2 separate regions of the Mus musculus genome follow, and region 2 is linked to region 1. The links are chromatin loops, found by intact Hi-C in ENCODE. Cell type or tissue: heart. All regions are shown on one strand.

The links. Hi-C counts contacts between places; a loop is a spot of excess contacts. Peaks named below come from ENCODE experiments on the same cell type or tissue, not always from the same donor. Only the 100,000 strongest peaks of a DNase experiment are listed, where the experiment ranks them.
Region 2: a loop joins it to region 1, with 4 times the contacts of the local background. A loop is called at or near these places in 9 of 42 quality-filtered maps.

Annotation. Positions count from the first base shown.
Region 1 is chr11:95,768,641-95,772,640 of GRCm38, forward strand. No RefSeq gene overlaps it. Among named protein-coding and RNA genes, the nearest start is that of Gm38957, 6.2 kb to the right of the region's middle. In heart, a CTCF peak has its summit at 2,235; a DNase peak (open chromatin) is centred at 3,221; H3K27ac peaks cover 439 bases.
Region 2 is chr11:95,852,287-95,856,286 of GRCm38, forward strand. Gm38959 (a long non-coding RNA gene) reads right to left here. Exons shown (of 3, transcript XR_880173.3): 2 at 3,845-3,939; 3 at 2,701-2,933. Among named protein-coding and RNA genes, the nearest start is that of Gm38959, 4.2 kb to the right of the region's middle. In heart, a CTCF peak has its summit at 1,627 (motif pointing left); a DNase peak (open chromatin) is centred at 1,615; H3K27me3 peaks cover 424 bases.

The DNA.
Region 1 (4,000 bases):
TTCAAAGAGCAACTTTGTAGCTCTCCAGCTTCAGTAAATTTGTTTAAAGAACCAGATGCCATATCATTCAAAAACATTACGTTTAATTCAAAACTACTGTGCAGACCTACATATTCTGAAAACAAACTCTTCCTTTTTGTTCCCTTAGTAGAGGCTGTGTTGTTATAAAGTGGGTCTCTCTCCACCCTGTTAACTCAGGGCTTCTGGTTGATGTGTCGGGACAGCGTCCCTGGAGTTGTTTCTGTTACTGTAGCACAGAGACCTGAGTACCTGGCCGTCTGATCTCCTACTGTCTACGCAGCTTTACTCTCATCACTCTGCTCTCGAGTGCCTTCAAAAAAGCCCATGTCCTGGAGCCTCTGTCCCGGTCTGAATCCTACCTCTGATTGAGTCGTTCTCCTGAGCATCGGAATTCACCCTCTTCCCAAGGGCTTAACTACAAACTCTAACACCTGGCTAGGAATTGTGAACACAGTTGTGTATTGTTGCCCTGTCATTCACGGCAGGGTCACCTTTGTAGCTTCTTTGTATCTTATTCCCCCACCCACACCACTTCTGGACTAGAGCCATTTGTCCTTCACCTTCTAGTCTTTCACCACAGACCGACGGTTCCCTTAAAAATCAAAGGTCACCCAGTGCATCTCTGGGTCATCTTTTTCTCATCTGATGAAGTCTTCCTGAGTACCTACCCTTCAAACTAAAGGAGCGCGAGCTGCCGCTGGGGCGCACATAGCATCGCGTAACACTTGGTTCTTCCAGTGGCTAGCCTAGTCATAGGAGGAGAAAAGTGCTCTCTGGGGTTAACAAATTCCTTTCTTGATTTTTGATCAGCCCCTCTCTCTCATCAGCCACCTGTCCCCCTTGTAAGCCCCATTACGTCATTTACAAAGTGTGATTGATGTCTAATGTATGAAAGACGGAGGAAAAAGGAAGCTGATGTGTGCTCTGTGTGTAGTATGTGCACTTCACTGTAAAGATTACTTTAGCAACTGGCTGGTCTCTCGTGTCCCAAATTAAAGTTTGTGCTGTGTAATGGGTTGATAGTTCCCTCCTAAAGCAAAAACAGATGAGCTCTTTCGGTGAGGAAACAGGATTTTTTTTTTTTTTTTTTTTTAGGCAAATGAACACTAATTAGAGTATCCTGACCTGAGTCAAAAGCTTTGCTTTCTGACTTACAGTCTCTTGCATCTTTCCTTCCAGTTATTAGTACCCAGGCACCCAAGACTGATTGATGGTCGCACACCGTGGGAGACTTGAAAGGCGGCTGTTGATAAATTTTTCATCCTTTTTTTTGTCTGTGAACAGACAGGATGCCAGTGGGTGGGACAATACCAAATTGTGAGAATTGGGTTGAAAATACAGAAGTCAAGACATTGGAATGCCCCACTGGCTGTTTGGATTGAGAGCGGCATGCACACTGGAAGAGGTAGAGTCTGTGGTGCAGAAATCATTCCCAAGTGTCTAAAGGACCCTCCATGTTTGCCGCTGCGGTCAGTCTTGGGAACTGGGTGCTTTGAATCGGTTCCTTTTTCTCCAGTGTCCCGGGCGTTTGGATAGCGAAGAGCCATAGTCACCTGTCACTGGGAAGACCCATACCCTTCGAGAAGGATGGCTGCGTTATTGTGTCTGGATTAGGATACTTTTGGTCAAGTATCAAAGAGAGTTGTTGCCCCTCAGAGGTTTCCCCATCACTAACCCCAGCTTACCTTCATCCTATTTGAGCTTCTCTGGTGAGATTGGGGATATGGCAGATTACTCGAAAATGATTTTATAGGTGATGGAGATGCTCAAAAAGGGAGGGAAGCTGGGGCTTTGTTTAATGTCAAAAGGAAATCGGATGGTTTCAGTCGAGTCAAGAGCCTGCCTGTATGGGTCTGAAAAGAGAGCAGTGGCTTGTTTCTGTGTCTCTGGCTCCCGTGAACGAGCACAGCCTCTCCATCTGCCTTACCATGTAGGGAGCCAGGGAGCCAGAAACAGGGTCTCCATCACACCCCGAGTAGGCTCTGTGACTCTGGCTGCATTGGAAAATACACATGATCACTCACTTGAGTTAAGTTGGAAAGAAATAAATGGTGTAGTGTAATGTCTGTGTTTACTTCTCAAATTGTATTGCTAGATATGTGGCCTCAAAAAACCAGGTGAATTATCTTCCAGAATATGAGGGGTTGGGAGTAGGGGTGAGGGTTGTTTTGGGTTTTTGTTTCCTCTGCAGTACTTGTTTTGGCCATACGGGGCGATAAAGTACTTTCTTCTTAGCTTTTAAGTCTCTTCTGGGCTACCTCTTGGCTCACTGATTGGATTTGACTAAAACATTTTCACGATCACTAAGTTGAGCAGTTACTCAGGCCTGGTGATGTGAGCAGAGATGGGGTCCTGTGTCTGAGGTCCATGTGGCTCGTCAGGCATCATAACCAGCAAGCCTTTGTTAATATTGGTTCCATGAAACCGAAAGCTAGCCCTTATCATAAAGGCTCCATTGTTTACTAAACGCAGAACTAAAGGTGACCCTCCTCCCTGTTTCCACCCTCCCATTGCAGCCCAGTCTGCCCTATCACATCTGTGACAGCAGTGGGGACCTCTCATGTGTAAGCACACGCTCTCTCACTTTTTCTGCTCCAGGTGGGTAGGAAGGTCTCCCAGAGCAGGCCTGGCCCTCTCTCTGCACAGGTTCCTTGTCTTTGGGCTCCTGGCCCTCTTCAGCTCTCGGGGAATATTGAATGCGTCCTTTGCAGTGTCTCCAGAGGAACAGTTGGCTATCCACTCAGGAAAGCACAGGCCTGAGGCTGTTTACCTTGCAGGGTCAGGAAGCATTTTCCTGTGGAAGGGCCTCCTGCTGATTTTCTCCTGGTCCTTTCCCCCAGCAAGAGTCTGTGCAGTGCCAGTCGGGGGGTCCTTGTAATTCCAGCCCAGGCAGAAGTGGAAGGGAAGCAGTGACCAGGGTAGATAGCAGGTGTCCGGGTGTCCCCACAGTCCTGAGGTCACTTGCACTTTCTCATTTCTTAAAGGAAGTCCAGTGTTCTTGCCAGGAATCCTTAGCCTTAGGTTTACAAAGCTTGCTGTTGAATGTTCGTCCGGAGGAGTGTAAGAAGGCAGGAACTGCTTGGTTCCAGTCCTGCCTGCAAGGTCAAGAAGGTTTAAGACTACGTCTAATCTGGAATCCTTACCTCTGTAGAGGGCGTTGAAGGTCAAGCTGGGACGGTGAGGGGTGCTGTAAAGAAGGTCATTGGGCCTTCAGTTGTGGGTGGGGGTGAGTGGTGGGCAGGACAGAGTCTTACTAGGATGGGAAGGAGGGAGAGGAGGGCTTGGCCCAGGGAGCTGGCCGCATGGTGGGTGGAGCCAGGTGGGCTCTGAACTGGTCCAGATGCCTGGCTTCCCTTAGCCATCTTTTCCCTAGCATCCTGTCAGACCCCCGGCGTGATGATATGCTTCCCTGTGTTAACTCTACCAATATTATTTTTTTAGCAATGGAAATGCACTTTTTTTTAATTTCAACTCAATCATGATTTTAAGTATAAAAATTTATAGATTGTTAAAACTACTTTTTTGTGTATTTTTAACCACTCAATGTAGCATTGTATATTTTATTCTTATTGAGACTCTGGTACAAGGTGTGCCATTTAATGATTTTTTCCCCCCAACATGCTGGGCCTTTGGATGTGTACGGTAACCAACTTCATGCTAATGTTCAAAGTAAAAAAAGAAAAGTAGCCATATTCCCACGTGTCTTCTCTTCATTTCTTCTCCAAGCTCAGATGACATTTTGAGGGCCCCTTGGTCAATGATTGTTCATTTTATGTAATCATGTGACCCACGTCTGTATTATTGGTTCGTATCTCCAATGCTGTTGGTAGTGTGCCTACCCTAAGCCCCAAATCCAGCCTGGTCCCTTAAGAATAACATTCTTCCTGTCCCCCACCTGCCTGTCCAGTTAGTTATAGTGACTGAGTCTCAAGCTTGTACACAGTAGGTAAACTGTACCACTGAGCTACATCCTGTGTCC
Region 2 (4,000 bases), 84 kb after region 1:
TCTTCCTCTTAATCTCTGTGCCCTACTCCATCCCAATCACTGACAAATGGCAGCTGATCTTCCAAGAGTGACTGAGATTGCTTGGGAGGGCTGTGCACGGTTGAAAGAAGGCGGCCAGACACAGCTTGGAGGAACCCCAGCAATTCAGGGCAGCCCGAGGAGGAAGGGCAGTGAAGGGTACTGAGAGTGGTTGGGTCAGAGAAGTGGAGACTGCCCAGCAGAGACCAGGATCCTCAGCCAGGAAGGAGGCGTGCTCTTCAGCGTCTCCAAGTCCTGTTCAAGTCATATTGGGCTAAGCCATCTTCAAGTTTCAAATGCTTGTTTTCTTTTCGAGAGGGGGTCTAATGAGACAGGGTGAGCTTCTAACATGCTAAGTAGTGGAGAATGGCCTTAGATGTGATCACATTGGTCTTCCCCTCTCAGCTCCTCAAGTACTGAGATTATAGGCTTGTACCCACTGTGGGATGTGCTAATTCCTAGCGACACTAATTCTCCATGGCTTTAAAGCTCTCAAACACTCATCTGCATAGACTTTATTGCCTCCCTCTGCCACAGCCTTAGTTAAAGACCCTTACCTGGAGGCTCCCCTTCTGCTCAGGGCTTTCCCTGTCTCTAGTTCATTCTCTCTATAGAAGTTGGTCTTCATTTAAAGCCTTTCTTGGTTGTTTTGGCTTTTTTTGTTGTTTGTTTTTGTTGCTAGACAAGGTTTCTCTGTATAGCCCTGGCTGTCACGGACCTTGCTTTGTAGACTAGGTTAGCCTGGAACTCAGAGATCCACCTGCCTCTGCCTTCCAAGAACTGGGATTAAAGGCATGGACTACTATGCCCACCTTGCTTTGGCTTTGAGACAGGTGTTCAGTACTTATCCCAGGTTGGCCTGCAACTTGCTATACAGTCTAAACTGGCCTCTATGTCCTCCTGCCTCAGCCTTCCAGGGGTTGGGATTAGGGGATTCAATTTTAATATTTTCATCAAGATGAGATGGCTCAACAAATAAAAGTCGTTGCTACACAGGCCTGGTTACCCAAGTTCAAGCCCAAGAATTCACAGTAGGAGAGAGCTGACTCCTGAAAGTTGTCCTCTGACCTAGCGTCCATTCCATGCACACACACGTCTGCAAGCTGTGCACAGATCATCCCCCACAGAATAATAATACGGATTTTTTCTTTTTAATTTTGCATGTATAAGTGTTCTGCTTATATGCACTGTGTACATGTCTGTTGCCTATGGAAGCCAGAAGAGGGCATTGGATTCTCTGGAACTGAAGTTGTAACCTGCCATGTGGATGCTGGGAATCGAACCTGGGTCCTCTGCCAGAGCAGCAAGCTCTCTTAGCCACTCAGTTGCCTCTCTAGCTCCAATTTCTTTTTTCTTTTAAGGATCTCAGACTCATTGAGCGCAGAGGTCAAGGCTTGCTTTAACCTCATTGACCTTAAAGTTGCTGGCCAACAGGTATGAAAGGAGTCTGTGTTCTGCAATTCACAGACTACGAGCATGCTAGACTGTGTGATAAGTGGGGCACATACATTATCTTATCTGCAAGTGGAAATCAAGACAAGGAAGGGACAGCTTCGGGAAGGTAGTATCTAAATGCAACTTTGCTGGTGCCAGTGCGCTGCCCTCTGCTGGTGACTCAGACTGGGACCTCATGCTACAGCGGGATCCTCTAGTGCATTCCTGGAAATGAGTCAATGTCCATTCTTGGGAAGAAAACCATGAGGAAGGACTTCTCAGACTGTTGTGAGAAAAGAGAGGCTTTCTCCCAAAGCTACAGGGGCTAGGAAGAGGGGAAAATGGGACCAGAGAACCTGGAGCCTGAAAAAGAACAGAGGGATAATGGGAAATACTAGTGGGTTTTTGTTTTGTTTTGTTTTTGTTTGTTTGTTTGTTTGTTTGTTTTTGGCTTTTGGAGACAGGGTTTCTCTGTATAGCCCTGGATGTCCTGGAACTCACTCTATAGATCAGACTAGACTTGAGCTCAGAGATATACTTGCCTTTGCCTCCCAAGTGCTGGGATCAAAGGGGTGTGCCACCACCATCCATGTACCAAGGTAGTCAGAAGAGGACATTGGATCCTCCAGGAACTGAAGTTACAGATGGTCATGATCTACCATGTGGGTGCTGAGAATCGAACCCAGAGCTCCTGCAAGAGGAATGGGTGTTCTTATGCTCTTAACCACTGAACCATGCTTCCAGCCCAGATCATGTTTCTTAACTTATATTTCAGTGTGTGTGTGTGTGTTCGTGTTGGCCAATGACTAAACAAAACAAACAAACCAACAAAAACAAAAGGGAGGAAACCCCTGGAAAACTGATTTGAAAGCTTTGTCTTGCGCGCCAGACTCGACCAGCAAGAACTACACTGCAACAGGATCCTTCTGCACGTTTATTGGGAGAGCTTGATTGCAGAGGCGAAAAGACCCTGAGCCCAGAACTGGTGCTGCTTATATAGGCCTAGGAGAGGCGTGTCTCACACCCGGATTGGTTATGCACTACGCCTCATTTGCATGTTCCTCATCTGATTGGCTACTCTCTCTCTCTGTACCTCACAAAGCCTCATTATCATACCTCATTTGCATGTCTCACATCTGATTGGTTATACTCCCAAAGCCTCATTATCATGCCCGGGCCAGGCAGTGTTTGCAAAAAACTTTACTGCATTTGTACACATTGATTGTTTGTCCAAACTTATGCGTGGTGGCCAGCAGTAGTCAGTGCCACTATGCAACGGCACATGTGGCTTCCCACAGCTTTGGCCAGGAAAGCTCTGAGCCGGAGCTGATGATTCCCTGCCAATGGAAGCTGAGAAGGCCTGAGATGCCATGTGTGGTGCCCAGGCTCCTCCCACGCGCAGAAACCTCTGACGCCACAGCAGACAGGGTCTTCGAGTTCTCCGGGAGATTTCTAGGCACCAGAAGCTCCATCGCTCAGGGCTGTACCATTGATGAACAGCAAAATCATCAGAGTGCTCTTCCTAATTGCCCCTCGAACTTCCACCCCTGAGTTCCCATTGCCTCTGTCGCAACCTAGACTGCGAACGCATAAGCAAATACATTAAATAGCCGTCTGTGCTTTCTAAGTTTTCCCCGCCATTGCATTACTGTTTCTTCTTTCTAGTATTTGCGCTTCTAGAATTTCACTATCTTGGTTGTCTTTCGAGAAGTCACCATTATTGGACGTAGCACAGACTGGTTCAGACATGGATAGAAGTTTCTGTCTTCTCTCACATTACGTGTGTGTCTTCGTGTGCCTGTCGAGTTGGGACGAGGTGAATGTGTGTCATGTGTGTGCGTGGAGGTTAGAGGACAGCCTTTGGGAGCCACCTCTGTCTTTCCTCTCTATACAGCTTGCAGGCCACCAGGCTTGTGTGGGGTAAGTGACTTCACCCACTCAGCCATCTTCCCAGCCTCTTTCTCTGACAGAATCTCACCCTGTCCTCACTCTTGCTGTGTAGCTGACGATGACCTTGCATTGCTGAGCCTGCTGATCCTACCTTCCAAGTACAGGGATTACAGGCCTGTGACAATACACCTAGCTAGGGCCTTTCTGCGTGTTGTGACAATACACCTAGCTAGGGCTTTTCTGTGTGTTTTACTAATTCTCGAAACACTGGCAGGCAAAGGCACCATGGTTATTCTTTTTTTTTTTTTTTTGGTTTTTCGAGACAGGTTTTCTCTGTGTAGCCCTGGCTGTCCTGGCACTCACTTTGTAGACCAGGCTGGCCTCGAACTCAGAAATCCGTCTGCCTCTGCCTCCCAAGTGCTGGGATTAAAGGCGTGCACCACCATGCCCGGCTCATGTTTATTCTTTTACCAAAGAGGCTTAATACATTCAAATTGCTTACCTGGCTGCATCTTGCCAACTGAGGAGGATGGATTGTTATCCAGGTCTTTGTATGACACCTAGACTTCACCTGGCCTTGTAAATACATCCATATGTCTAGTAAAAGCAAAACCATATTGCTGGATCGGTTTTGTTTTAGACAAAGTCTTTTAACTAT